Regions from separate parts of the Homo sapiens genome. Here regions 2 and 3 are each linked to region 1. The links are chromatin loops, found by intact Hi-C in ENCODE. Cell type or tissue: endothelial cell of umbilical vein. All regions are shown on one strand. Links, peaks and the distances in the headings refer to the core of each region. The heading gives the core; the rest is flanking DNA. Region 1 holds the start of LOC105372652 (a long non-coding RNA gene). Region 2 overlaps B4GALT5 (beta-1,4-galactosyltransferase 5). Region 3 overlaps SLC9A8 (solute carrier family 9 member A8).

Evidence for each region. Peaks named below come from ENCODE experiments on the same cell type or tissue, not always from the same donor. Only the 100,000 strongest peaks of a DNase experiment are listed, where the experiment ranks them.
Region 2: it touches region 1 in a loop (6-fold over the local background); 4 of 110 quality-filtered maps call a loop at or near these places.
Region 3: a loop joins it to region 1, with 2.5 times the contacts of the local background. A loop is called at or near these places in 3 of 110 quality-filtered maps.

Annotation. Positions count from the first base shown.
Region 1 is chr20:49,770,341-49,781,274 of GRCh38, forward strand. LOC105372652 (a long non-coding RNA gene) reads right to left here and starts at 5,031. Exons shown (of 3, transcript XR_936825.3): 1 at 4,888-5,031; 2 at 671-740. RefSeq lists an enhancer at 1,510-2,148 and a silencer at 4,999-5,147. In endothelial cell of umbilical vein, for the core only: no CTCF peak of the experiment used is centred there; DNase peaks (open chromatin) are centred at 2,091, 5,181 and 6,061; H3K27ac peaks cover 4,449 bases.
Region 2 is chr20:49,696,790-49,704,789 of GRCh38, forward strand. The region is part of intron 1 of B4GALT5 (beta-1,4-galactosyltransferase 5); the gene reads right to left. Among named protein-coding and RNA genes, the nearest start is that of B4GALT5, 13 kb to the right of the region's middle. In endothelial cell of umbilical vein, for the core only: no CTCF peak of the experiment used is centred there; DNase peaks (open chromatin) are centred at 2,712, 3,942 and 4,742; H3K27ac peaks cover 4,662 bases.
Region 3 is chr20:49,841,958-49,852,891 of GRCh38, forward strand. It overlaps SLC9A8 (solute carrier family 9 member A8), which reads left to right. Exons shown (of 16, transcript NM_015266.3): 5 at 3,079-3,162; 6 at 7,622-7,723; 7 at 8,853-8,887. Among named protein-coding and RNA genes, the nearest start is that of MIR12122, 16 kb to the right of the region's middle. In endothelial cell of umbilical vein, for the core only: a CTCF peak has its summit at 4,449 (motif pointing left); a DNase peak (open chromatin) is centred at 4,434.

The DNA.
Region 1 (10,934 bases), core at 1,316-9,315:
CAAGAGTTCAAGGCTGCAGTGAACTATAATAGTGCCACTGCACTCTGGCCTGGGTGACGGAGTGAGACCCTGTCTCGAAAAAAAAAAAAAAATTACAGAGATTCTGCTACTTAAAGAAGGGGAAGGAAGGGCCAAATGTTTTTTCCTGGCAAGACTTTGTGTCTATATTTCAGAAGGAATGCCTTCCCAGTGGACTTCAGCCTACATCTCATTTTCCTGAACCATGTCTCACTGCCTCCACTGGAGAACCAAGTATTTAGCTTCCTGGTCTCTCTAATAGAAGAAGGCAAGGGGAAGGGGATTGGGAGTGGGCAGTTTGGGCAGGAAGATCAACCATCCTGATTTGCCTGGGACTAAAGATATTCTGGAGACATGGGATTTTCAGTGGTAAAACCAACCTCCAGGATCTGCAGCCACACCCTATGTAGCTTGAGACCTTAACTCCAGTTGGAGAAATGTTATCTTCTCTGTCACCTCCTCCTCCTAACAACCTTCTCTCTCTGTTCATCACTTCCTCTTCAACTAAAAGGTGGCCAGGTCCTCTGCTATGCCCTACATCCACTTACACTCTGTCCTCATGGTTGGACCTCCTTGGACCCCAACTCTGCCCTGACTTCTGGGAACTTCAGTGGTGCCAGAGCCTCTGTCCAGCTCTCAGCATCTCCCTTACCTCCACCATCTTGTTTCCGGCCATCTTGCGTCCTTGGAGTCCAGAGTTTGCAAAGGTGGAAATGGAGAAGCTGGAGAGAGAAAGCGCTTGCTGGTCTCACTGAAACAGTCAGGACTCAAACTCTCAGCCCAAGGCTCTTCGCTCTGCACCCCTCAAAACCTTTGGTGCCTGTTATTCAACTAGCTTGACATTTCTCCAGCTCTGAGGTGATACCTCTCTCCAAGATGCCTGCAGTCAGAGGGCAGGGGGCGTGGCACAGAGTGGGGCCTCAAGAAACACTGCAAAATACCTCTAGGGCCCCTTTCTGGCTCTCAAATGATCTCGGTACGACTTGACCTGACCAAACAGAAAGAATTCAGGCTCCCTCCTCAAACCTGTTCCCCTACCACCTCCTAAGCGGTAGGGGTGGTTTGGACCCCAATAATGACATTTTTATATAACTTGGAGTTTATTATTTTTTCTTTTTCTTTTCTTTTTTTTTTTTTTTTTTTAAGACAAGAGTCTCGCTCTGTCACCCAGGCTGGAGTGCAGTGGTGCTATCTCGGCTCAATGAAACCTCCACCTCCCAGGTTCAAGCAATTCTTGTGCCTCAGCTTCCTGAGTAGCTGGGACTACAGGCATGCGCCACCGGGCCCGGCTAATTTTTGTATTTTTAGTAGAGACAGGATTTTGCCATATAATTTGGAGTTTCACAACACCAGCACTATTTAGATTTTGGGCCAAATAATCCTTGAGTGGGGGTGGGGGTGGGGGCTGTCCTGTTCACTGTAGGAGGTTTAGGGGCAGGCCTGACCTCCACCCACCAGATGCCCAGAGAACCCTCCTCCCCAGTTATGTCAGTGCCTCCAGACATTGCTAAATGTCCCCTGGGAGACAAAAATCACTCCTGAACCACTGATCTAGACGGTCAATATTTTCTTAATATAAAAAGTGGGGCTGGGCGAGGTGGCTCATGCCTGTAATCCCAGCACTTTGGGAGGCCGAGGCAGGTGGATCACGAGGTCAGGAGATCGAGACTATCATGGCTAACACAGTGAAACCCCGTCTCTACTAAAAATACAAAAAATTAGCCAGGCATGGTGGCGGGCGCCTGTACTTCCAGCTACTTGGGAGGCTGAGGCAGGAAAATGGCGTGAACCAGGGAGGCGGAGGTTGCAGTGAGCAGAGATTGTGCCACTGCACTCCAGCCTGGGCGACAGAGGGAGACTCCGTCTCAACAACAACAAAAGGGCGGGGGGAGCAACAAGCAACTTCAGAAAACGAAGTCCCTTTCAATGAGTACCCACCTTCTGTGGAAAAACCTCAAGCTCACTACTCAAATGCAGCTTGGAACAAAGGCTCTGGCAACCCTGCCATCCAGCTGGCTTCTCTCAGTGAGTCACACTCAGAGATTTCTGGCGTCACTGCCACTCTCCCCACCCCCTCTCATGCAGAACAATGGGTCTCACTCTGGCTCTGACCTTCTTCACACCCAGCACTTTACTCCATTTTCCTGGACTGGGAAAGCCCTTTATGTTGTGGGCAACTTTGTTTGTGCTAAGTCAACAGAAAATGCTTCTTGGCCTCTACCCTCCTGAGAGCACATGGTGCATTAATAAGTTTAACCCAGAGTTTCCCAACCTTGGCGCTACTGACATTTTGGGCTGGCTCATTCTTTGCTTCGGGGGCTGTCCTGTGTGTTGTCTGATGGTTAGCAACATCCCTGGCCTCCATTCACAGATGCCAGGGGCAACACCACACCTGGTTGTAACCAAAACTTTCTCCAGACATTGTCAAATATCCTCTGGGGAAAAAAAAATCACCCTCGGTTGAGAACCGTCGTCAACTCCTACTAGGAACCACTGAGGTTAGTAATATTTTTATTATTATTATTATTATTTATTTTTTTATTTTTTGAGACAGTCTTGCTCTGGTACCCAGGCTGGAGTGCAGTGGCACTATCTTGGCTCACTGCAACTTCTGCCTGCCGGATTCAAGCGATTCTCCTGCCTCATCCTCCCGAGTAGCTGGAATTACAGATGTCTGCCACCACGCCCGGCTAATTATTTTGTATTTTTAGTAGAGACAGGGTTTCACCATGTTGCCCAGGCTGGTCTCGAAATTCTGACCTCAAGTGATCCACCTGCCTCGGCCTTCCAAAGTGTTAGGATTACAGGTGTGAGCCACTGTGTCCAGCCATATTATTATTATTTTAGAGATGAGGAAATCAGGATTATGGAAGTGTGATGACTTGTTCAGGTATAAGGGGCAAAGTCAGGAATTGGAATTTCTCCCAAGCCAGTGATTTTCTTTTCCTTTTTTTTTTTTTTTTTTTTTTTTGAGATGGAGTTTCACTCTTGTTGCCTAGGCTGGAGTGCAGTGGCATGATCTTGGCTCACTGCAACCTCGGCCTCCCGGGTTCAAGCAATTCTCCTGCCTCAGCCTCCCGAGTAGCTGGTATTATAGGTGCCTGCCACCACACCCAGCTAATTTTTTGTATTTTTAGTAGAGACGGGGTATCACTGTGTTGACCAGGCTGATCTGGAACTCCTGACCTCAGGTGATGCACCTGCCTCGGCCTCTCAAAGTGCTGAGATTACAGACATGAGCCACCGCGCCCGGCCTAAGACAGTGATTTTCAAATTCGCTAACTGATAAACGTCACTGGGGCCCTTGCTAACAGAGGCCTGGCCCCATGCCAGACCCACTGCATCAGAACCTTTAGGAAAGGGGCCAGGAGTTCTATATTCTCTACAAGATTCCTTTCCTGACAACCTGCAAACATCAATATTTAACAGCCAATATTCTCTGTTTTTATAGCTTTTCTCACATGAGCCCCCACTGTTTATTTTTTACCTTTTGTTGTTGTTGTCGTTATAAATGAGACAGAGTCTCATTATGTTGCCCAGGTTGGTCTCCAACTCCTGGGCTCAAGTGATCCTCTCACCTTGGCCTCCCAAAGTACTGGGATTATAGGTGTGAGCCACTATGCCTGGTCTTTTAAATTTTTTTCGAGTTGGGGTGCACTGGCTATTCGTAGGAGTGATCATGGCACACTATAGCCTTGAACCCCTGGCCTCAGCCCCAGAAGCTGGGACTACAGACACACGCTCAGGGTGTCCAGCTTGCCATTCCCACTTCAGAGAAGAAACTGAAGCACACAGAGATTGTGACTTGCCCAAAGCCATTCAGAAAGTGAGAATAGGCCGGGTGCAGTGGCTCAAGACTGTAATCCCAGCAGTTTGGGAGGCCGAGGTCGGAGGATCACTTGAGCCCAGGAGTTGGAGACCAGCCTGGGCAACATGGCAAAACTCCATCTCTACAAAAAATACAAAAATTAGTCGGGTATGGTGGCACTCACCTGTAGTCCCAGCTACGTGGGAGGCTGAGGTGGGAGGATTGCTTGAGCATGGGAGGTCATGGCTGCAGTGAGCAATTATTGCACCAGTGCATTCCAACCTAGGTGACAGAGGGAGACCATCTCAAAAAAAAGAAAAAAAAAAATGAGGCTGGGCACGGTGGCTTAGGCCTGTAATCCTAGCACTTTAGGAAGCTGAGGCAGGCGATTGCCCGAGGTCAGGAGTTTGAGACCAGCCTGGCAAACATGGTAAAACCCCGTCTCTACTAAAAATACAAAAATTAGCTGGGCGCGGTGGCACATGCCTGTTAATCCCAGCTACTCGGGGGGCTGAGGCAGGAGAATCACTTGAACCTGGGAGGCAGAAGTTACAATGAGCCGACATTGGACCACTGCACTCCAGCTTGGGTGACAGGGCGAGACTCTGTCTCCAAAATAAAAAAGTGAGAAGAAAAATAAATAAAATTTAAAATAACAAAAAGTAAGAAACAGAAACATACACACACACAAAAGCAAACAAAAGAAAACAAGAAAAGGAAAAAATGAAACAAACTAGAAAAAACAAAATGAGAAGAATGTAGACTGTCATCATGTGCCTTGGCCATCCCTCCAGGAAGATGTCTTGGAGCTGGGATTCGTGGATAAACAAGATAAACAAGATGTATACATTTTCCTGTGTGCTTGCAGCTACACACACACACACACACACACTTGTGCATGCATTTGGACACACAAACACTGGGGCCAGAGAGAGGCCCAGCCTCCCCTTAGACACATTGTTGTCCAATGTCCCCCACCCCCAGTTGGGGTTCTGTAAGTAAAAAAGAAGGAACAGGATGAGTATTCAACAGGCAACCTTTAGGTTTTCCATGGACCTCACCTCATTTGATAGACAGAAAAGTTTCTACAGCAAGTTCATTGGCAGGACTAGGCCTTGAGCCCACTCCCTGGGACAGCGGACTCCACACCACCTGTTACAACTGGAGATTGAGTGTCTGCCGGAAGCTGTTTCCTGGGGAACTGCAGCCAGCTGCTGGCCACACAGGAGCTCTTTATCCCCCACCAACTCACCTCCCTGGGATCTACCCAGGACCTGCCTTCTTGAGTAACAGGATGTGACCCTATGTCACCAGGGCACTTGCTGCCCATTGAAAGTCCTCATGAGTCATTCTCCAAGGTTCCAAGGGAAAAAAAACTCCTAGATAGGGGCCCATCCCAGAAAGAAATAAAACACTGGCCCAGGGCCGAGACTTTCAGAGAAACCAGCTGGCCTGCTTGTGAGTGGGAGGTTGCGGGGGGTCACCTTGAACCGAGGTCTCTCTGGACAGAACTGTTTTCTTATTCAATCATTCATTCATCATCTATTTATAGACATGACATTTATTCATGGATTCAGCTAATATTTATTAGGAGGGGCAAAATAACTCTCACTTCTAACCTACACATTTTTGAGTTGTTTACATTCATTATTACACAAGTATGTGCTGCTTTCATTTTTTTAAGCTTTGCTTTTAATTAATTAATTAATTTATTTATTTAGCAATCCCAGGATGGAGACAGATTTAATTATTTTAAAATAACAGGCCAGGCGTGGTGGCACACACTTGTAATCCCAGCTACTCAGGAGGCTGAGGCAGGAGAATCGCTTGAACCCAGGAGGTAGAGGTTGCAGTGAGCCGAGATCACGCCACTGCACTCCAGCCTCAGCCACAGCCTGTCTCAAAAATTAAAAAGAGAGAGAGAGAGAGAGAGAGATGCTGCTTTCTGATCCAGAGGACATACATGCCCCACTGGCAAGACAGAAGATCCCCAATTCGGACAGCTACCTGGAGAAGTTGACCTCTAAGCTGAAAACTCAAGGATGAACGTTGCCAGGTGACAGGGAGGAAATTACCAGAAATGGTGCTCTGGGCAAAGGGAACAGCATGTACAAAGGTCAGGAGATCATGCTTTTTTCCGAAAATGCAAGTGTTTGAGACCATACTGTAGGAAGTGGGAGAGGAAGTGATGAGCTCAGAGAAAAAGACAGAAAGGCAGAGAGCCCACTTAAAGGAATGGCTAATTAACCACCCCCATTCCACTCTTCCCGCCCACCTCCCCACCCTCATCCCACTCCTAGGACCATGACTCAGTCATGAGGTTTTCACACTCTCTCACTTTAAGCTGGGCAGTTTCTGTTTCTCAGCCAATGTGTCATTCATCAGCAGATCATGTCATCCCCCCCAATCCACAGCATGGTTCCAGAATATCAGCTGATCCTCGTGAATTGGACCGCAAATCTTCCAGAGTTTTTTTTTTGTTTTTTTTTTTTTCTTTTTTGAGATGAGGTCTTGCTCTTGTCACCCAGGCTGGAGTGCAGTGGCGCGATCTCGGCTCACTGCCTCCGCCTCCCGAGTTCAAGCGATTCTGCTGCCTCAGCCTCCTGAGTAGCTGGGATTACAGGTGCCTGCCACCTACACCCAGCTAATTTTTGTAGTTTTAGTAGAGATGGGGTTTTGCCATGTTGGCCAGGCTAGTCTCAAACTCCTGACCTTTTGATCTGCCCTCCTCAGCCTCCCAAAGTGCTGGGACTATAGACGTGAGCCGCCACACTCGGCCGCTTCCAGGGTCTTACAAGGCGAAAAAAATCTTACATTGAAAATCAAGGGAGCATTAATAAATATTATAGCACTGGGTGCATCGCCCACAGATAGGCAGGCAAGTTTTGTTCAACTGGAGGCACTTTATGACTAGGTCTAAAGTCGCCATTTATCTGAGATTGTCCTGTCTCTAGCAGCTGGGTCTCATTTCATGCTCAGAGGAAACTTACGAGGAAAATGCTTTTGCTATCCCCACTTCACAGAAGAGAACTGAAGCCTAGAATGTAAGACACTCACCTCAAATCTCATATACCTGATCACTTTTTTTGAAACAGGGTCTCAAGCAGCCACCCCGACTGGAGTGCAGAGGCTGGAACACAGTTCACTGCAGCCTTGACCTCCCTGGGATCAGGTGATCCTCCCACCTTAGCCTCCCGATTAGCTAGGACTACAGGTATGCACCACCACACCTAGCTAATTTCTGTATTTTTTCTTCCAAGACGGAGTCTTACTAAGTTGCCCAGGCTGCAGTGCAGTGGTGCAATCTCAGCTCACTGCATGAGATCGTCTGCTGGGTTCAAGTGATTGTCTTGCCTCAGCCTCCCAAGTAGCTGGGATTACAGGCATGTGCCACCACACCCGACTAATTTTTGTATTTTTAGGTATTTTTAGGAGAGACGGGGTTTCGCCATGTTGACCAGGCTGGTGTCAAACTCCTGACTTCAGGTGATCCACACACTTTGGCCTCCCAAAGTGCTGGGATTACAGGTGTGAGCCACTGCATCCGGCCGCCTGGCTAATTTTTAAAAATTATTTGTAGAAATGAGGTCCTGCTATGTTGTCTAAGCTGGTCTCTAACTCCTGGGCTCAAGAGATCCTCTCACCTCGGCCTCCCAAAATGCTAGGAGTACAGGCGTGAGCCACTGTGCCCAGTCATGGTCTTTGTTTAATCTTTACAATAGAGCATCCCCATTTACGATATGGGAAAACAGAGGCCCAGAGAGCTGAAGCAACTTGCCAGAGACATAGCAAAAGTAAGGGAGTGCTCCTACACTGCTGACAGGAATGTAAAGTGGGGCAGCCACTTTAGAAAACAGGGTAGTAGTTCCTCAAAAGACTAAACAAGCTGGGTGCAGTGATCCAAGTGCTTGTAATCCCAGCACTTTGGGAAACTGAGACGGGAGGATCACTTGAACTTGGGAGTTCGAGACCAGCCTGGGCAACCTCGATAGTGAGACCCCGTCTCTATTGAAAAAAGAAAAAAAAGTGTAAACATAGGGTTACCATATCATCCAGCAATTTTCCCCCTAGGTATATGTCCAAGCATTGAAAACATATGTCCTCACAAAATTTGTACATGAAAGTTCACTGCAGTATTATTCATTATAGCTAAAAGTGAAACCAATCCAAATGTCCAACAACTGATAGATGGATATATATATTTTAGACAGAGTCTCCCTCTGTCACTCAGGCTGGAGTGCAGTGGTGCAATCTCGGCTCACGGCAGCCTCCACCTCCCGGGTTCAATCAATTCTCCTGTCTCAGCTTCCCAAGTAGCTGGTATTACAGGTGCCCACCACCACACCCAGCTAATTTTTCTATTTTTAGTAGAGACGGGGTTTCACCACGTTGACCAGACCAGTCTTGAACTCTTGACCTCAGGTGATCCGCCTGCCTCAGCTTCCCAAAGTACTGGGATTACAGGTGTGCGCCACCACGCCCAGCCTATAAATGAGTAAATAAATGTATGTATCCATACAATGGAGTCTTACTGAGCAATAAAAAGAAATAGAGGCTGACACTTACTACAATACAGATTAACTGGAAAAACATGTTAAACAAAAGAACTGGCCGGGTGCGGTGGCTCATGCCTGTAATCCCAGCACTTTGGGAGGCAGAGGCGGGCAAGAGTTCAAGACCAGCATGGGCGACACAGTGAAACCCCATCTCTACTAAAATACAAAACATTAGCTGGGCGTGGCAGCGCGCACCTGTAGTCCCAACTACTTGGGAGGCTGAGGCAGGAGAATTGCTTGAACCTGGGAGGCGGAGGTTGCAGTGAGCTGAGATCGCACCACTGCACTCCAGCCTGGGTGACAGAGCGAGACTCCGTCTCCATAAAACAAACAAAAAAACGAGCAAAACACAAAAAACAAATGAACAGCATAAAGGAGCTTATGTTACATGATTTCATTTATGTGAAATGTCCAGTATAGGCAAATCTGTAGAGGCAGAAAGTAGATTAGTGGTTGCCAGGGCAGGGGGACTTGGGAGAAAATGGGGATTGACTGCTAACGTGTATGGGGTTTCTTTTGGGAGTGGTGAAAATGCTCTAAAATTGATTGGGGACTTGGTTGCTCAACTCCAAAGGTATGAAAATGAAAACCCATGAAATCATACACTTTAAATAGGTAAATTATGTGGTATCTGAATTATATCTCAGTAAAGCTCTTACAGGAAAATGTTTTAAAAAGTAATAATAATAGGGGCCAGGTGCACTGGCTCACGCCTGTAATCCCAGCACTTTGGGAGGCCGAGGTGGGTGGATCACCTGAGGTCAGGAGTTCGAGACCAGCCTGACCAACATGGAGAAACCCCACCTCTACTAAAAGTGCAAAATTAGCCGGACATGGTGGCACACACCTGTAATCCCAGCTACTTGGGAGGCTGAGGCATGAGAATCGCTTGAACCCAGAAGGTGGAGGTTGCAGCAAGCCGAGACAGCACCACTGCGCTCCAGCCTGGAAAACAAGAGGAAAACTTTGTCTCAAAATAATAATAATAATAATAATAATAATAATAATAATAATAATAGGCCCCAGCACAATGGCTCACGCCTGTAATCCCAGCACTTTGGGAGGCCAAGGCAGGTGGATGACTTGAGGTCAGGAGTTCGAGACCAGCCTAGCCAGCATGGCGAAACCTGGTCTCCACTAAAAATACAAAAATTAGCCTGGTGTGGTGGTGCATGCCTGTGGTCCCAGCTACTTGGGAGGCTGAGAGAGAAGAATCTCTTGAACCCGGGAGGTAGAGGCCACAGTGAGCCGAGATCACACCACTGCACTCCAGGCTGGGTGACAGGGCAAGACTCCATCTTAATAATAATAATAATAATAATAATAATAATAATGGGGTAGGCTGTGATCATGACCTAAACCATGATCTATGTTTGAACATCTGCACTTACTATGTGCTCAACTAGCCTGAGCCAAAATGAGCAAGGAGGGGAGCAGAATACATTAGCTCACACAGTTGAAAAATCCAGGAGTATTTCAGGTATGGCTGGATCCAGGAGCTTAAGTAATGTCAGTGGGACTTTGTCTTGCTCTATTTCTCCAGTTCAGATTTGCCCTGTGCTGCCTTCCTTTTCAAGTAGGTGACAAAAATGGCCTTGGCAGCTCTAGACTGCTGAGCTCTTACTACCCTGAGGGAGTATCTTTTTCCTTATAGTGTTTAGTAAAGATCTGATGGAAGGTTCACACTGATCTGACTGGGGTCACTTTTGAATTAATCGCCATAGCCAGGATAATTTTCTGCTCTGGTGGGCTAAGACTGGGTGATACAACCCATTCTAGAGCCAGGTTTGTGGTCAGCTTCACCCAAACCATATAGATTATAGGGGTGGGGTAGTTCCCCAAGGGAAAATTAGGATTCTGGGCAGGCTCAAGTCACAGATACCCACAGTATTCGGACAGTGTGGACCCTGCTGCCCAGGTTTGACCCTTGCTTTTTCCACATGCCAGCTATGTGACCTTGGCAAAGTTCTTTTTTTTTTTCTTTTTTTTTTTTTTTCCTGAGATGGAGTCTCATTCTGTCACCCAGGCTGGAGTGCAGTTGTGTGATCTTGGCTCACTGCGACCTCTGCCTCCGGGGTTCAAACGATTCTCCTGCCTCAACCTCTCAAGTAGCTGGATTACAGGTGCCTGCCACCACACCTGGCTAATTTTTGTATTTTTTGGTAGAGATGGTGTTTCACCATGTTGGGCAGGCTGGTCTCAAACCCCTGACCTCAGGTAATCTGCTCGCCTCAGCCTCCCAAAGTGCTGGTATTACAGGTGTGAGCCACTGTGCCCAGCCTCCCCAGATTATTATTATTATTATTATTTTTTTTTTTTGAGATGTAGTCTCACTGTGTCACCCAGGCTAGAGTACAGTGGCGCAATCTTGGTTTACTGCAACCTCCGCCTCCCAGGTTCAAGCGATTCTCCTGCCTCAGGCTCCTGGGTAGCCGGGATTACAGGCGCAAGCCACCACGCCAGGCTAATTTTTGTATTTTAGTTAGAGACGAGGTTTCACCATGTTGGCCAGGATGGTCGCGATCTCCTGACCTCGTGATCCACCTGCCTCG
Region 2 (8,000 bases), core at 1-8,000, 75 kb before region 1:
ACAGAACAAAGGTGGTAACATTTGTTAGATCCTAATTAAACGTGATTCATTCTGGAATGTTTCTGATGACACAGCTTACATAAATAATCTACTGGGAAGTCTACTCAAAATTCACAATGAAGAGTCGGTTTTTCACACATATAATACAACCTGAAACTATAGCTTCAATCTATGCAGATGGTTTTACTATTTTAATTATACAACTAATTAATACCAAAATTAGATCGATGTTGTTTAATTTGTGGCTACTGAGGAATGTTACTATTCACAAATCACAAAATCTGTGCCAAAATAAGTCTTCAAAGGGATATTGTTGCCTCCTTACCCTTCTAAGCTTTGCAGTGGGCTTTGGTCAAAGCTGACATAAACAGCTAAAGAAATTAACAACAGAGTCTCAGAAGACAAGGCCAGGGGAGCCAAAAGGACACAGGTGCTACACACCCAGGCAGTTGTTGTCTGCTCCCAGAGCACCTGACTTCAGCAGCCACAGCACCTGCTCCTCAAGCGCAGCGGCGCCTTTGAGGGAGCACAGCCTGGAAGGTTTACCCTTCGCAGAGACGCTTGCTCTTGGACTTCTGGCTGTACATTCTGAGGGTTCAAATGAAGGATGGGACAATGGGAAAGCTTAAATCCTCTGGAAACGTCACTGTGATCAATGGCTTCAACCCTCCTCTACCTCATACCAGTTCACTGGAGCTGCTAACACTAAGTTTCCTTCTTTATCCGCCCATCTCTATTCCAGTGGAGCCCCGTGATTAAGGGATGGCAGAGGAAGGGGACATGTCCTTTTTTTTTTTTTTTTAACAGAAAAACACTCATTTAGATACCTGGTTTAGTAAGACATCTGAACAACATGAAACCCAACTATGTAAAAGCTTTAAAAATCCAGGTTATGAATTAGCCTAAACCTGTGCTTATGTTCCATTCTGTTTAGAGGAAGGGGGATGGAATCCCTTTCACCTTTATATTTTTCATGACAAGTCCATGGTCACATCAAAAATTACTTTTGTCTTTAACACAGTTGAAATTATTAAATGTTATCTAGACCTAACCAAATCCTATTTCCTTAATGTTATATTCAGGACAGTGAAAAAAATACTGTTTTCTTTTAGCAAAGTCTGACTTTTAAGGCTCAGTTTTTACCTGATTAAATAAACTGCCCCTGCTTTTGAGGTTAGAAAAATTACTTTTGTTCATGGGGTCCATTATACTGTACTATTAAGTTTACTTTTATATGTTTGGAAATTTCCAGCCGGGCGCGGTGGCTCATGCCTATAATCCCAGCTACTCGAGAGGCAGAGGCAGGCAGATTACCTGAAGTCAGGAGTTCAAGACCAGCCTGGCCAACATGGCGAAACCCCATCTCTAGTAAAAACTACAAAAATTAGCCGGGCATGGTGGCACGCACCTGTAATCCCAGATACTCGGGAGGCTGAGGTGGGAGAATTGCTTGAACCTGGAAAGTGGAGGTTGCAGTGAGCCGAGACGGTGGCACCACACTCCGGCCTGGGGGACAGAGCAAAACTCCATCTCAAAAAAATAAAAAAAGAAAAAAGAAAATTTCCATAATAAAATGAAACTCTTAAGGAAAAAACTGCTTTGAACATAAAGCCAACCCAAAAAGTAGCTCTTACCTAAAGTGAATTTTCCCTAGTGCCAAATGAAATTCAAATAAATCCCAATCTTCTAATTCACACAAATCTTAAGATTTCTAATACTTTAAACCAGAATGAAAAAGTCAGGTATGCCAAATTAACAATCGAAGAGAAAATTAATCCCACACCAAAGCCAAAACATTGAACTTCCTCCCACTCTCGCATTCACACACACACACAAGCATGAACCACACAATGAAGGATTCCAGTTGCCCCATCCAGACAACTGGACGCACATCACACACCTCCTAGTCATCCAGGGACCATCTTGGCAGCCTGTTTCTCATCACTACCTGCCACCCTGTGCCTGTGTTGTGGACGAGGAAGGCACGGGTAGTAGCCTAGCTTTTTATTTTTTTAAATCTCAGCAATAGAGGCAAGGTTATTTCTACCTTACATCCAAGAGTATGGAGCACAAGACTAGCTGTTTATTAATAACATGCTTATTTTCCACACCAACCACACGGTTTTCCAATTTCACAAAGTAAATACTTCCTCATCCCTCTTTAGAAAAGATGAAACAATTTATCGTAGCCTAAGCAAAAACCACCTATCAAAGCAAAGACTGGCAAGCAGATTCAAGACATAAAGGTATAGCTTTTACTATAAATTTGAAACCAACAAGAAAGCCATTAACCTAAATATTTTTCTAATCAAAAATCAGAAATGACGTTAATAGCAACATATAAGAATTACTGTATCTACCACACTTAGAATGTACTGGGGTAGATGACAATGACAATCAGTACTGATTGCCTTATGTTTATCAACTTTTTCATCTACATTTCAGGTTTCAGTGCAAGACAAACCATTAATACATTCATGACTAGCCATTTCAAAGCATTATTGTATACATACTGTACGACACAAAGTGCTTAATTGTAACTTAAAAGGTTAAAACCCATCTTGAATCCTAAATGGGCAAAAAAAAAAAAAAAAAAAAAACCCCACTAGTCATTTGCCCACAAACCAGGCCCCATATAACCATCAAGCATCTGACTGCATCGGACATGATTAATCTGAAACTGTGCTATGAATCATACAGCAGTCCTCCCTTATCTTCAAGGGATACGTTCTGAAATTCCCCAGTGGGTGCCTGAAACTGCAGGTAGTACCAGATCTAAATACATTGCTTTTTCCTATACACACATACCTATGGTAAAGTTTAAATTATAAATTAGGCACAGTAAAAGATGAATAACAATGTAAAAGGAAAATAAACTTGGGGACCCCAAACCCACTAAGTCAAAGAGAAAAGTCAAGGTAGGAACGGCATCATGCAAACCTACCTCCCTCACAATCTGCCCAATAGGAAATTCCTTGTGGACCTCAACATCCTTACCCTACAACCACTCTGCTGAATTTCACCCTGACAACGTAAATTGACAGCTTATCTTCACAGGTATAGGACAAAGGACAGAACTTAAAGTCATTCCTCTGCTTACCTGAGACAAATGCATAATCTCATCACTTCCTCTGCCCGGTAAGTATATTTTGTCTTATGTAAAAATGCAGATTCACTGAGCTAGATGAATGCATAAGGGACTATTCCTCCGCTGCCCCCCACCCTTGCCCGCCACATGTGAATAGCTGATCAAAGACTCAAAAGAATGTAACCATTTGCCTCCTATCTACCACGCCTTCCTAAAATTTCTCCCCCTTTAAATACTGAAGCCCTCAAAATCATCTTAGGAGAAAGGCACAGACCTTGGGCCTGGGTGCATGCCCTTAACCTTGGTAAAATAAACTTCTAAATAAATTGAGACCTGTCTCAGATACTTTTTGGTTTGCAACAAATATAAAATGGTTTTACAATTTGGTTTACAACAACAACAACAACAATAAAATGGAACAATTATAACAATAATAAAAGTAATTAAGTAAAGTTAATTTTTCTGAGAGAGTCTCACTCTGTTGCCCAGGCTGGAGTGATCATGGCTCACTGCTGCCTCAAACTCCCAGGCTCATGCGATCCCAAGTAGCTGGGGCTACAGGCATGTGCCACCACACCTGGCTAATTTTTATTTGTATTTTTGTAGAAACAAGTTTTCCCCCAGGTTGCCTAGGCTGGTCTCAAACTCCTGGGCTTAAGCGATCCTCCAGCCTCGGCCTCCCAAAATGCTGGGATTACAGGCATGAGCCACCACACCTGGCCATAAGATTAAAATTCAAAAGTATTACAAATAATAAAATTAAAATAAGGGTCACTTGAACACAAGCACTGTGACACCACGATGATGATGTGATAATCCAGACGACTACTAAATGTGTATACAGCGTGGGTATGCTGGACAAAGGAATGACTCACATCCCAGGCAAGACAAAGGGGGACAGAGCAGGATGGTGAAAGATTTCATCACGCCACTCAGAATGGTGCACAATTTAAAATTTGTGAAATGTTTATTTCTGGAATTTTCCATTTAATATTTTCAGAACTCAGTGAAACCACAGAAAGTGAAACTCTGGATAAGGGGGTGACTACCTTATTCACTATCATTCCTGGCAATTAAAGAATGTTAACTCCAACTGAACACCAGATGAATTGGCCCTCAATTAAACACATCTGTCCAGAAATATAAAATCACCCAAAACTAAAAATTTACTAAAGTGAAGCATGCTCCTTAGAAGACTTAAAAAATAACAGTGATACACTGTCTGCTTTGTTCATCACTGTATCCTTCAAGTCTAGCACACTGTAGGGGTGTTACACAGAGATTAATGAATTTAGCTATAAGAAAATAGCAAAATCAGGCAAATGCAAAGATGAGTTTGTAATTTTTTCTCTTTTATCACAGGCACCAGAACATAAAAGTTTTCTAAGTACCCACCCCTGCCTTTAATCACCATTTTTATCACTCACATTTAGATAAATACATTTGCAGTTCAGCTGATATCAGAAAAAAAAATATGTATCAAATTGTCAAATTTTACTAAGTCAGAGCTGTGGGAGTCCAGCAGCTTTTACACGTTAGATTTTTCTATTTCCTCATTCGTCAGCATTTGACATCATTTTCTGATGTTATAAAGGATAACAGAAAAAAAAACCCTGTGCACACATCACGCCCCTCCTAGTCATCTAGGGACCATCTTGGCAGCCTGTTTCTCTTCACCACCTGCCACCCTGTGCCTGTGTTGTGGACGAGGAAGGCACGGGGAAACAGAATATTCTGGTGAATAAAGCATTACTAATTTTCAAAGAATTAGAAGGCAAAAACAAACAAAAAAAACACCCACAATACCAAACTGAAAGTCATGCCTCAGGGTCTTTATTGTAACTACTTAATACTAAACACCAAAACATAAATGATGCTGATTAATGGAGATTTGGGGCTAAGAAAATACCAAACAGGCTAGGCGTGGTGGCTCATGCCTGTAATCCCAGCACTTTGGGAAGCCAAGACAGGTGGATCAGGTGTTCAAGACCAGCCTGACCAAAATGGTGAAACCCCATCTCTACCAAAAATAAAAAAATTAGCTGGGGGTGGTGGCATGCGCCTGTAACCCCAGCTACTCAGGAGGCGGAGACAGGAGAATCACTTGAACCTAGGAGGCAGAGGTTGCAGTGAGTTGAGATCATGCCATTGCACTACAGCCTGGGTGACAGTAAGATTCCACCTCAAAAAACAACAACAAAAAAAGGAAATACCAAACAAAATGTGCTTTTCCCTATCTTCGAAATCATCATGTCTTTTCATTCCTGTATGGCAAAAAATAAATCCCGTGTCGCCTGCCGAATCCGAATCTAAATAAATGAATAAAGACAGAGAATAATAAAGAAAGAAAACAGCTTCAAACTTAAACACGTTAGAGCAAGAGAAACAAACAAACAAAAAAAACCATGACTCCTGCTTTCTCAAAAATCACATCAGTAGCTTATAAAGACCTTCATGGGCAGAAAAAGAATGGGCACACTGTAGGGAGCAAAAGGTAAGTGATAATATTTACAAAGTAGTGTATTTTAAAAGCATAAACAAAAAATTAGGTAAATTGGGCCTCATTAAAAACTTTTTTGTGCATCAAAGGACACTATCAGAAGTGAAAAGACAACCCACAGAATAGAAAATATTTGTAAATCATGTATCTGATAAAGGTTTAATATTATTCAGAATCCGTAAAGAACTCCTAACAGGCCGGGCATGGTGGCTCATGCCTGTAATCCCAGCACTCTGGGAGGCGGGGGTGGGAGGATGGCTTCAGTCCACGAGTTTGAGACCGGCCTGGGCAACATAGGGCAATCCCATCTCTACAAATAATGTAAAAATCAGCCGGGCTTGCTGGCACGCACTGGTGGTCTCAGCTGCTTGGGAGGCTGAGGTGAGAGAACTACTTGAGCCTGAGAGGTTGAGGCTGCAGTGAGCCGTGATAGTGCCACTGCACTCCAGCATGGGCAACAGAGCGAGAGTCCATCTCAAAAAACAAAAAAAAACCCTAAAAAATAGTGATTACTGGCCAGGCGCGGTGGCTCACGCCTGTAATGTCAGCACTTTGGGAGGCTGAGGCGGGCGGATCATGAGGTCAGGAGATCAAGACCATCCTGGCTGACACGATGAAACCCCGTCTCTACTAAAAATACAAAAAAATTAGCCGGGCGTGGTGGTGGGTGCCTGTAGTCCCAGCTACTCGACAGTCTGAGGCAGGAGAATGGCACGAACCCGGGAGGCGGAGCTTGCAGTGAGACCAGATGGCGCCACTGCACTCCAGCCTGGGCGAGACTCCGTCTCAAAAAAAAAAAAAAAAAAAAGTGATTACTGCATAACATTATGAATGTAATTTATGCCACTAAACTGTACACTTAATTACTTAAATTACTAAAATAGATACATGGCAAATTTCATATTTTACCACCAAAAGAAGAAAAATGTACAAAGTAGATTTGGAAAAAATTAATTCAGTCACTTCAAAATCAGGATTAATTAATTCCTTTCCCCAAAGTAAATGCAGTCCAACGACCAAGAGGCTGGTCTGCCCAGACAATAGTTTCTTCTTTCATTTCATTAAATATTTAAGTACATACAACGTGCTGGGCACCATCCTAGGCACAAGGAAATTACAATCCAGAAAACTTCCCTCTCATGACTATATAGATTATGAGGATATGGGTCAAATGAGCTTTTCTAAAAAAGTTAAAGCATTAAATGCTTTTATTTAAAACATACAGATTCAGCCGGGCATGGTGGCTCAAGCCTGTAATCCCAGCACTTTAGGAGCCCAAGGCAGGTGGATCACCTGAGGTCAGGAGTTCGAGACCAGCCTGGCTAACACGGCAAAGCCGCATTTCTACTAAAAAAAAAAAAAATAGCCAGGGGTCATGGTGCTCGCCTGTAATCCCAGCTACTCAGGAGGCTGAGGCAGCAGTATCACACGAACCCAGGAAGCAGGGGTTGCAGTGAGCCCTGATCGCACCACTGCACTCCAGCCTGGGCAACTGAGTGAGACTCCATCTCAGGAAAAAAAAAAAAATACAGATTCAAAATAACTATATCATGAATCCTAAAGTCAGTCTACTATCATTTTTGGTCTATCTGGTTTGACTTCCTTAGGTTGGCAATTCTGTCATTTTTCTGAACAGGAATAAAACATTTTTTTCCTTTTTCAATTACATAAGCAAGACACAACACAGTATTTAGGAAAACACTATTTTATGACCTTCACCAGCCAAGTCTACCAATCAGCAAATACACACATCCTGATCAGGAATACAATTTAGGCTTGGTTCCTGAAAGTAGAACTTAAAATGGGATAATGAGCAGCTCTGTGAGGAAAAAATAACCCTGTCTCTCCATCTTCCCAAGCTTATGATTGTTCAACACAGTAGAATTAAGAAGAAGGTTTAAATGTCAATTATCCATACTTTTAGGACTACTTGGGAGGGGGTGGAAAAAGTTACCTCTTTACTGATATTTAAATATCCTACAACTTTTTAATAAAAATAATATACAGTTGTGCTCACTAGCATACCCTGGATCCACTGACATGTAAAAACACAACATTGCGGCCGGGCGCGGTGGCTCACGCCTGTAATCCCAGCACTTTGGGAGGCCGAGGTGGGCGGATCACGAGGTCAGGAGATCGAGACCATCCCGGCTAAAACGGTGAAACCCCGTCTCTACTAAAAATACAAAAAATTAGCCGGGCGTAGTGGCGGGCGCCTGTAGTCCCAGCTACTTGGGAGGCTGAGGCAGGAGAATGGCGTGAACCCGGGAGGCGGAGCTTGCAGTGAGCCGAGATCCCGCCACTGCACTCCAGCCTGGGCGACAGAGCAAGACTCTGTCTCAAAAAAAAAACAAAAAAAAACAAAAAAAAACCACAACATTGCTGTCTTACAACCTACTCTTTCCGGTACCC
Region 3 (10,934 bases), core at 1,172-9,171, 71 kb after region 1:
TCGAGCTCCTGGGCTCAAGTGATCCTCCCACCTTGGCCTTCCAAAGTGTTAGGATTACAGGATTGAGCCACGTGGCCTATATATTTATTTTATTTTATTTTATTTTTTTTTTTTTGCTGGGGAGTGGTGGGGAGCAGAGTCTCACTATGTTATCCAGGCTGGAGTGCAATGGCGTGGTCTCAGCTCACTGCAACCTCCGCCTCCCAGGTTCAAGCAGTTCTCCTGCCTCAACCTCCTGAGTAGCTAGAATTACAGGTGCCTGCCACCACGCCCGGCTAATTTTTGTATTTTTAGTAGAGATGGGGTTTCACCAAATTGGCCAGGCTGGTCTCGAGCTCCTGACCTCATGATCCATCCACCTTGGCCTCCCAAAGTGCTGGGATTACAGGCATGAGCCACCACGCCTGGCCATGTTTATTTTCAAGGCAACATTACAGTACTATTTCAATTCAGAAACTAATATTGTTTTGTAAACATGATAAAAATGAAGTAGTACAGATGCCTGCTGAAGCATCAGAGGTCAAGTCTGCTCTCTGTCAAGGGAGATCAGCACGTTGGAGAGAGCCCTTAGAAGCGGTATTGCCATCCTAAGGTGTCTTGGATTTATTTGGGCCTGAAGAAATAATCAAAAGGGGCTGACTCTCTCAATCCATGAGGTCAGTGGTATTTGACACACACTGCTCAAGTGCCACCTAAAATCACCTCAGAACATTTTGGGGGAGCCATTGCCAAAAGGAACTGTAACACTATTTCCCTGAAAGGCAGTGTGTTCATAAGGGCTGCAGTAACAAATTATCACAAACTAAGTGGCCTAAAACAACAGAGATTTGTTTTCTCACAATTCTGGAGGCCAGAAGTGAGAAGTCAAGGTATCAACAGGACCAGGTTCCCTCCCAAAGACTCTAGAAAAGAATTCTTCATTGCATCTTCCAGCTTCTGGTGGCCCCGGTTTTCCTTGGCTTGTGGCCGCATCACTCCTGTCTTTGTCTCTGTGCTCACATGGCATTCTTCTCCACGTGTCTATGTGCCTTGTTCTGTCTCTTACAAGTCGATGTTTGCTGCCTTTGGCCTTCCCTTATCCAGTGTAAGGTCATCTAGATCCTTACCTTCATTAGATCTTCAGAGACCCTATTTCCAAATAAGGTCACACTCTGAGGTTCCTGGTGGCCATGAATTGTGATTGGGGTTGGGGGACACTATATAACCCCACTATAGGTAGATTCTCCTTTTTCCTGGGGTGGGGGGGGCTAGTTTTTATACCTCCAAAAGGCTGTATATAGTGGTCCTGCTGCACAGATCCTGAGAATAGGTTGCCCCGTAAAACACAGAGCTCGGCTCATTTTTTTTCACACAGTCCCAGTCTGAATCATGAGCTTGAGCTTGTTGTACATGCTGCTATTTTAAGACTTAATAAGGCATTTCAGAAGTCATCATTTGCTTCTATTTTGAGCGTTTTTTGACTTTCTTTTAGTCTTTATGGTAACAGCTGTACATTTGTAAGAATACATTTAGGCATTCTTTGGAATAGGCATTTTGACAAAAAATCAGACTGTCAAAATTGTGACATGGGAAAATATTCATATGAAAAAGGGCCTGATTTTGCATTTTTAAATAGACTGTGTATTACACATAACCATTTTGGGCTTGAGGACCAATATATATTTCCCCAAAATTCTACCAACAACTAGAGAGATATATTAATAATATAGAAAATGAAATTGTTATTGTTTCACCCCTCCAAAGATGGCTATATTCTAGAAACACCTTTCGTAGTGGCACTTAATAATCAAATCTGGAAGCATGGTGCTATGGTTTGGGCATTTGTCTCCCCAAACCTCATGCTGAAATTTGATTCCAGTGTTGGAAGTGTTTGGGTCATGGGGGTGGACCCTCATGGATAGACTGATGCCCTTGCTGGGGGAGGGAGGTGAATGAGTTGTTGCTCTGTTCGTTCCCTATACAGCTGGTTGTTAAAAACAGCCTGGTCCCATCCCCGCCCCCCCTTTCTTCCTCTCTTGCCATGGATCTCTGCACACTCTGGCTCCCCTTCTCTTCCCCCATGAGTGGAAGCAGCCTAAGGTTCTTATCAGATACCCAGTCTTGAACTTTTCCGGACAGCAGAATCATGAGCCAAATAAATGTTTTTCCTTTGTAAATTACCCAGCCTCAGGTATTCTTTTATAGCAAGACACATGGTAAGGGGCTGTCTTTGTATCAAAGTCTCAAGTCGAAAGAGCATCCAGTGTGGACTGTTTTATCACATCAGACTTTGGAAAATGGCAGAGTTGTCTGTGATAAGCAGAAAGAAGGCAGAGCTATTTTAACCATATATAGGATTTACTGTTCCTCTGAGTGGATTGTTTTAGGGCTTGCCATTACCTTTTTCCTGGAGGATTCCAATTTGTGGAGTTGTTTTTGAAAGTCTGCAACCAGAATTGAAATTTTCTGTATTCAGATTAATTTTCTTTCTGTACTAAGGAATAAAAAACATACTACTGTGTTGTGCTGTTTCTTTTCACTGATCACCTTTAAAATCCTTGTCTTGGCCACGCATGGTGGCTCATGCCTGTAATCCCAGCATTTGGGGAAGCTGAGGTGGGAGGATTGCTTGAGGCTAGGAGTTTGAGACCAGCCTGGGCAACATAGCGGGACCCTGTATCTTAAAAAAAAAAAAAAAAAAAAAAAAAAAAAAATTAGCCCGGCATGGTAGCACGCACATGTAGTCCCAGCTACTCAGGAGGCTGAAGTGAGAGGATCACTTGAGCCCAGGAGGTTGAGGCTACAGGGAGCTGTGATTGCACCACTGCACTTCAGCCTGGACAACAGAGCAAGAAAGACTCTGTCTCAAAATAATAATAATAATAATAATGATAAAAATAATAAAATACAGTTTCATTTTTTTTTTTGGTGGGGGAATCTCTCATTCTGCTTGATTTTATTATCAGGTAGTTATTTAAACATTATATGTTTCCACTAGGCCAGGCCCTGAGAGAATAATTATTTTGGCTCTTTATTGATTAATTTATTTCTTAATTACACAAATTCCATGCCCTTAAGATACTCATTTTCTATTTACAGGAAGAAGAAATGTTTCGTCCAAACATGTTTTTCCTCCTCCTGCTTCCCCCTATTATCTTTGAGTCTGGATATTCATTACACAAGGTGAGACTCAGGCACACATTGGTGCTTTGGTCTGGACAGTTTCTCATGTTTGTAAGGCAAGTTCCTTAAAAGCTTGGGTATAATTTAGCAGCAGCAGCAGCAGCAGCTCTGCTCCTTCCTGGTTGTGCTCAGTGGAAGCTGGACTGCAGTGCCTGACTTCTGGAGAGGAGCAGACATGATGAATTGGCTGCTTTAATGGTTTCAGGCAGTATGGCTCACTGAGCCAGTGTTTGCCATAAATGGGTGCTTTGCCCAGGAAGATGGCTGAAGTGATGTTAAGTGGCTCACAGATGATGCATTGACTCGTCTTCCTGGACACAGACTGATAGATGTAAAGAGGATAGACTGTGTCCTGGGACGACGGGGACATGTGCCCCAGGACTTTTGTTTCTTTCAGCTCCCCCACTGGGGCCTTTCTAACCTTCTCAGGCCCATCCATCCTTCCATGTCTCCCTCTCGGTGCCCTCCCCTGGCCTCAGACCCCAGCTTGATATTCCCCTTCATCCCTCAACCTCTATCGCTCCTCGCCCACTCCCTGGTCCAGCTTCTCCTTCCCAGGCTGGAGCCCCATCCTTCCCTGCCTAGTCCCACAGTTGCCTGCCCATTCTTTCCTCCCTGCCTTGGTGAGCAGTGGCACTGGCCCCTACCCACTTCTCTGCTTTGGCTTGGCCTTGACGGCCATTGCCTTGCAACTCCCAGTGTGAGATGTTTTTTTTTTTGTTTTGTTTTTTTTGAGATGGAGTCTCACTCTGTCACCCAGGCTGGAGTCCTGTGGCATGATCTCGGCTCACTGCAACCTCCACCTTGTGGGTTCAAGTGATTCTTCTGCCTCAGCCTCCTGAGTAGCTGGGATTACAGGCACACGCCACCTTGCCCGGCTAATTTTTGTCGTTTTAGTAGAGACGGACGGGGTTTTACCATGTTGGCCAGGCTGGTCTCGAACTCCTGACCTCAAGTGATCCACCCACCTTGGCTTCCCAAAGTGCTGGGGTTACAGGCATGAGCCACCACACTCGTCCCCTAGTGTGAGTCTTTCTGCCTGAGCAGGAGCTTCTCACTTTTAAGCCTGCTTGTGTGCGTGCATGGTTTTTTCCTTGTCTGTGAGTTTTCTTTAAACATAAATGTATTTAAGTTTTAAAATAAAGTGATTCAACTTAAAATACTAGTATTAATAATACAGCAGCTATTTTGTGAATGTGATTTTTAAAAAAACTGTGAAGATTGGAAAGTTTAGGCCAGTCCTTGGAGAGAGGAAAGCCAGAGACACAACACAGATCTAATCATGCGCTGCCCCCTACAGGTTTCTTTTTGGTAAAGTAGAAACCAAAAACCCCAAAACCCTACCTCCCAGGGTGCTTTGAGAGTCACACTAGATGAAAGAACGTAGGCAAAGCACCACCCACCACACTAAATAAATGAAGTGCTGCTGCTTGTTATTAATGATAAAAATGTCATTTATTATTAATAACAATATTACCACCAGTAGTAATAATAATTTATTAAGCTTAATATGGTCGGGCCCAGTGGCTCATGCCTATAATCCCAGCACTTTGAGAGGCCGAGGTGGGTGGATCACTTGAGGCCAGGAGTTCAAGACCAGTCTGGCCAACATGGTGAAACCCCATCTCTACTAAACATACAAAAATTAGCTGGTCGTGGTGGTGCGTGCCTGTAATCCCAGCTACTCTGGAGGCTGAAGCATGAGAATCATGAGAATAGCTTGAACTCGGGAGGTGGAGCTTGCAGTGAGCTGAGATCACGCCACTGCACTCCAGCCTGAGTGATAGAGGGAGACTTTGTCTCAAAAATAAATAAATAAAAATAAACTTAATTTGTTGTTGACATGGTATAAAATAAATAAATACATAATTTTAAAAAATGAGTTAGATTTGTCTAGAAATGTTTGGTAAAAACATAGAAATTAAGTCTTTAATTTTCCTGTACTAAAACAAAAGCATATTAAGATGTTCAGCCCAGATTTTTTTTTAAGTTATTATTTTATTGTGCATCTATCCAAAGAAAAAGTGAAAAGGAAATTTAATGTAAAAAATATTCACAAGTCTTACAAACTGTTAGTGACATCAGATAATTTTTAACAAGGAAACATAAGTTGAAGGTCACCATGTCTTTCCTTTCACTTTGTAAACAAATCTTAACTGTAAGCAGATATGAAAATATTTCAAAACATGCTGAGGAAATTGACTTGATTTTGACTTAAAAACATGACATTTTGAATATTAGAGCATGTAAAGTTTTTCTTTTCTTTTTTTTTTTTTTTTTTAGAGGGGAGAGAAACTTGTTCAAAATTTGAGGAAAGTAATAGTTTTTTAGAGAAACATTTTGTTGAAGATGACTTTCCAGCAGGAAATGTGACAATTTATATGAAAGGGACTGATAGGATTATGAAATGCTACTTCTGAAACTTCTATCCACTTTCTACCCTCGCCCAAAGATGATAGGAAGTAAAGTTTGAATATTTTATTTTAATATTATGATATCTGCTAATGTAAATTTGGATTTAGAATACAGATTACAGTAAGATTATCATCAGTTGATATGCATTAGCTAGGCAGCAACTGGTTCTTTGAATTGCAAATATTACACAAATCACAGGATGTTAATTATGTCAGAGAGAAACAGATAAATTTGCTTTATGTAGCAGAGGGAAGTTCTTGTATTATGGTAACTTTAACTTGGGTAAATGTTCAGGATCCAGATTAATATTAACCAAATATATAAATTATATCAACATTAGATCTCTGCAAACAGGTCAAAACTGATTAATCTGTTTTTTTTTTTTTTTTTTTGAGATGGAGTTTTGCTCTTGTTGCCCAGGCTGGAGTGCAATGGCACGAACTCGGCTCACTGCGAACTCGGCTCACTGCAACCTCGGCCCCCTGGGTTCAAGCGATTCTCCTGCCTCAGCCTCCCGAGTAGCTGGGATTACAGGCGTCTATAACCACACCAGCTAATTTTGTATTTTTAGCAGAGATGGGGTTTCTCCATGTTGGTCAGGTTGGTCTCGAACTCCTGACCTTAGATGATCCACCCGCCTTGGCCTCCCAAAGTGCTGGGATTACAGGTTTGAGCCACCGAGCCCAGTCTAATCTGTTTTTAAATAACAAAAGAAAACAGCGATTTGCAAAGAGCAACTCATAGATTGAAAGCCCTTTGTTTTGAAAAACCAAATCATTGTGTTTTAAAATTCTTTGTGCAGTAAAGATTGATATGCCAAACAAAGGAATTGAATGTCAGATGATAGGCAGCCAAGTCAAAATTGCAGCTTCTAGGAGGTGGGCTTAGTGGGGCAGTCAGTGTTCAGCTGAGGACACTCTTTCACAAGTGGGCTTTAAAATAGCAGGTCTTGATGTCCATGGTTTGGTGATTTCTGAGCTAAAAACAAGATTCTTGTTCACAACCACAATCGGGGGTGATCAAAGACTCTTGGTAGCTCCTAAGTGGAGTTCATAGGGTTATAATAAATAGCTTAATTTCCTTAATTTTATGGAAATTTGAAAGATGCTACCATGCTGCTTGAACTTGAATATTTTATCTTAAACGCTGTGAAGTATAGATAGAAACATTTTATCTGACATAGTTAATGATGATACTAATAGAGTGAAGTAAAATTGTTTAAAAGACCTGGCCAGGAAAAAGGAATATCTGATAGTGTATCTTGGTATCCTAATAGTGTGGACTTTGGATGTGAAACACAGTTAATTCCTTCAGTGCCTGTCTGTTGGGCATCTTCCATCTGACGGGCATTATGTCAGGGACCGTGTTGTGCGAAAGCAGGTGGGGTCATTGCCCAGAATGAGCCTGCAGCCTCATGGGAAAGTAAGACATCAGTACATAAATAAGTGCAAAATTGCAGTCTTGTCAACCGCTACAAGAGAGGGTGACTGTGCACTGAGAGCACAGACTAGGATCTGGGAAGAGTTGAAATGTCCTGAGATCTTGGGATGATGAAAGCTTAACAAGCAAAGAGGGAGCACAACCTGCTCGAAGCCACCAGTGGGACTGGAACCCAGAGAACAAAGGCGAGCATGGTGCCAGATGAGCCCAGAGGCCTCCCCAGGAGTCGAATCATTCAGGGTGGGGGCTAGCTGCATTTTAAGTGGAAATAGGGGTCCAGGTGAAGGCAGCACAATCAGATTTGTCTTTTGGGAAGATCATTCTGGAAAGACGGGAGAGTGGAGGGAAAGGGGCCCTGGGGGGTTGAGGAGACTTGTGCGAAGCTATGCAGTGTTTCAGATGAAAGATGGTGTGAGTGACGGGACACTGCAGTAAGTGCGGGGGTGCAGGAAGACTCCCGGGCTCCCAGCTTGCCACACAGGTTGGGCAGTGGTGCCTTTTACAGAGAATCAAGTCTGCACGGAGGGCCAGGTGTGCAGGCCGTGCCTTCACTGACAGGAATGGCTTTTCTAATCATTTCCCTGATTTCTGCTCTTTCAAACAGGGTAACTTCTTTCAAAATATTGGTTCCATCACCCTGTTTGCTGTTTTTGGGACGGCAATCTCCGCTTTTGTAGTAGGTGGAGGAATTTATTTTCTGGGTCAGGTAAGAAAATCATCTTTGAAACACTTTGAAAGTCTTACATTCTTAGAGCTAGTGCAGGGAGGTGGGAAGGTGAAATGGGGCCACTTTGTGGGGCCTGGGTTTCACCCTTAAGGTAAATTCCTTCTGGAAGGAAATCCTAGCTTCATATGAGGCACAGTAGAGGCGTGCTAAATTGTTTCAAAGTGTCCTCCAAGACCTTTGGTATCTGGAATTGAGTAAAACTTTTCCATAATCCCCCCCAAAGTATTTGAGTTTATTTGCAAACCAATACTGTCTTAAATTAGAATACCTAAAAATGAAGCCAAATATATGCCATCAAGAACTTCAAACTGTGTTGTCAAGTAGACTGAATTGGGGTTGAATGCTGTTTTTTGATAAAAATTTGTATTTAAAAAATCAAAGATGTGCTTTTCTGCTGGCATTGGAGAAATAATAAAATCAAAGGTGATGCTGAATCTCTTCACTCAATTCTAAGCTGTCTACCTGTAGAATTATATACTCTGGATTTTCCACAATTGCTAAACCACTTCCCAGTGGCACCAGTTGGGTGGTCTCTACTTTAGACTTCAAATTAATTTAGACCAAACATCCCTAGGAAGGTAGTATCTGTAGTTTTGTATTATGCATGTCCATGCATGTCACATTCTTTTCCTTTATTGTCAGTTGCAGAAAGTTTGCCTGTCTCAGTTCTGAAAATTAAGTTGAGGGTCAGGTATCTGAGTGACGGGCAGATTTCTTTAACACATCAGCTGCTTTCTTCTCTCAATAGCCAAAGCCCATTCCATTGGATTTTCACCTATATTGCAGCTTTGATGGCACCAGAATAAATCTGTCTGTCATGCAGCTTTCTTCATTGCTCAGCTTCTAGTATTAAGTAAGAATAAACTTAAGGAAACTACAGTTAATTGGGCTTGAAGAATGTAGCATTCTTTTCCATACTCTCGTTGCATGCCGATGGAATGCATGTTTCAACTAAGGCTTAGGAGCTTTTATTTTTCAAGTGGTTTGGGAACTGAAGATTAATGTCCTTATTAGTTTTAATAAAGCACTAATGGACATTTAAATCTTGGCTGTTCTCCAGGGTTTTTTTTTTGTGTGTGTCTGTGTGTTTGTGTGTTTTATTTTACAGGCTGATGTAATCTCTAAACTCAACATGACAGACAGGTAAATCCTTCATACTGTAACACCCATGCGACTGCTTTTCAGACAGGGGAAATGTTTCTCCACATTGCTTCCTGGGTGTGGTACTGTTCTATTCTCTCTCTGTGTATTTATTTTTGGTAAGGATTTCTGCCATAGAATCTTACTCTGAGTTAATTTGTATCTCTGAAATGAATCAAAAGTATCCTAAAGACTTTTGAAGATCCCTAGTGGGGCATTGCTGATTGGAATGATTTAGTTTAAGCTTGGGAGGGAGTAACTCTGCTCAGCTAACTGCCCTGCCTGTGTGCACGCGTACACTGTACCATTGTCTTCTTATTTACAAGACTTTTCAGTCGCCGTAACAAAAAGTCTTCTTGACAGATTAGAGATGGAGAGGGGGAGTGACGGAGAAACTTTCCTCTGGGATTCCCACGAAGCCTGTGGTGGGGGAAGCAGGGCCAAGACCTCTATTGTGGTTATTGTAGAAAGCCCCTCCATCTGAAGCCACTCCCGTGAGCACTTCCCATGAGCCCCATCCAGGATTTCCCAGAATTGCATAGTGAGAAGCAACCTCACTAGGTTGAGGCAGTTGTCTCTCAGAAGGTACCAGATCTAGTGCTGAAAAAGTGCCCATGCTGAGCATAGTCTGGGTTCCCCCCTCTGAGAGCAGACAGCCTTGCTCAGTGTGTCTGCATTTGGTCTTGTGACATGGCTGGGGAGCTGGGCAGCAGGGTCACATGTTCGTCCCCAGATCCTTGCCATGGGGCCAGTCAGAGCTTTCAGGATTTAGCAGCAGTTTAGCAACTTGGGACTAGAATCTGGGAACCCTTTTCATGGGAACTGTGTCTCTGATAACAAATCCAATTCTATTTCTACCTCCACTCACCACCCACCCCAGCCCAGGACAATTTTGGAGCTTTTGTTGTAAGACAGTTTTGATACATAAACAAGTAGTCCTATTCCATGAGAGCTGGAAATAAAGCAGAACTGATGTCCTGTGTTTGGTAGGTATTTTGCAAATAAAAAGAAATGCCCAGTAAAGGAAGGTATCACAGTATTCAAACCTTCCACTTGTTTTGGGGGCAACTGGTTAGAGATACAGACAATGCTGGATAACTTCCTGTGAAGTTGAATTGAATCAGTGGTTGGGATGTTCAGGTGGAGGACAGGAAAGGAATTGCCCTGTAGACACACTGACTTAGAGCCGGGTAGTGTTTTCCTCTCCGTGTGCAGAAGTTTCCTTTGCTGTTAGAAAGTGACGATCCCTCAGATGGGGACTGCTCTGGGGTCGCAAACCCACACAGCCGCAGGGCCTGGCAGAGCACTTAACAGAGGGAAGCTGGCCAGCTGTGAGTCTAGACATGGGGCAGCGGCCAGTGGGAGAACACACCCTGTATGAAGGGACAGCCACTTCTCAGCGCCAACTCATGATTACCATGTGGAAATCTGGGCCCAGAATTGGTGGCTATTTTAAATACTTTTTTTTCAAAAAGATGCTGGGTTTCTAGATTTTTATAGGGAATTTTCCAGTTTTTCAATGTTGACAACTTGCTCAATTTTTCACAAATACCATGCAGACCAAACATGAGAGGGGACCACAGACTTTTTGCAACCTCTGCACTGTAGAAAACATAAAAATAACTTCGTTGCACACGTTTTGTTTTGTTCTAGTGATATCTTGTTGGAGAGAGATTTCACTCTTAGAGATCCTGAATTATTTCGCTGCCTTAGTTCATTTCTTTTTCATTTTGTTAATGTTGCTATCTTTTGGGGCTATGGGATAAAGAAAATACATTTTTAAGTTGAACTTCTGGCGTTTAAAAGGCGAGGTCTTAAAGATGTGAAGTGGAACAGCTGACAGCCAGGTGAAATAACCGTCTTTCCATACAGACCTCTCAATGATTCAGCAGTTTGTATTTCAGACTTCTCATCTTCACTGTCAGAAATACTCTGCCTCAATTTAGATTCCCAAGCAAACTGTGTAACATGATTTATACAAAGCATTTCCCCCAGCCTTTTGTTTGTTTTGTTTTTTTCAGTTAATTTAGAAAGTTTATTTTGCCAAGGT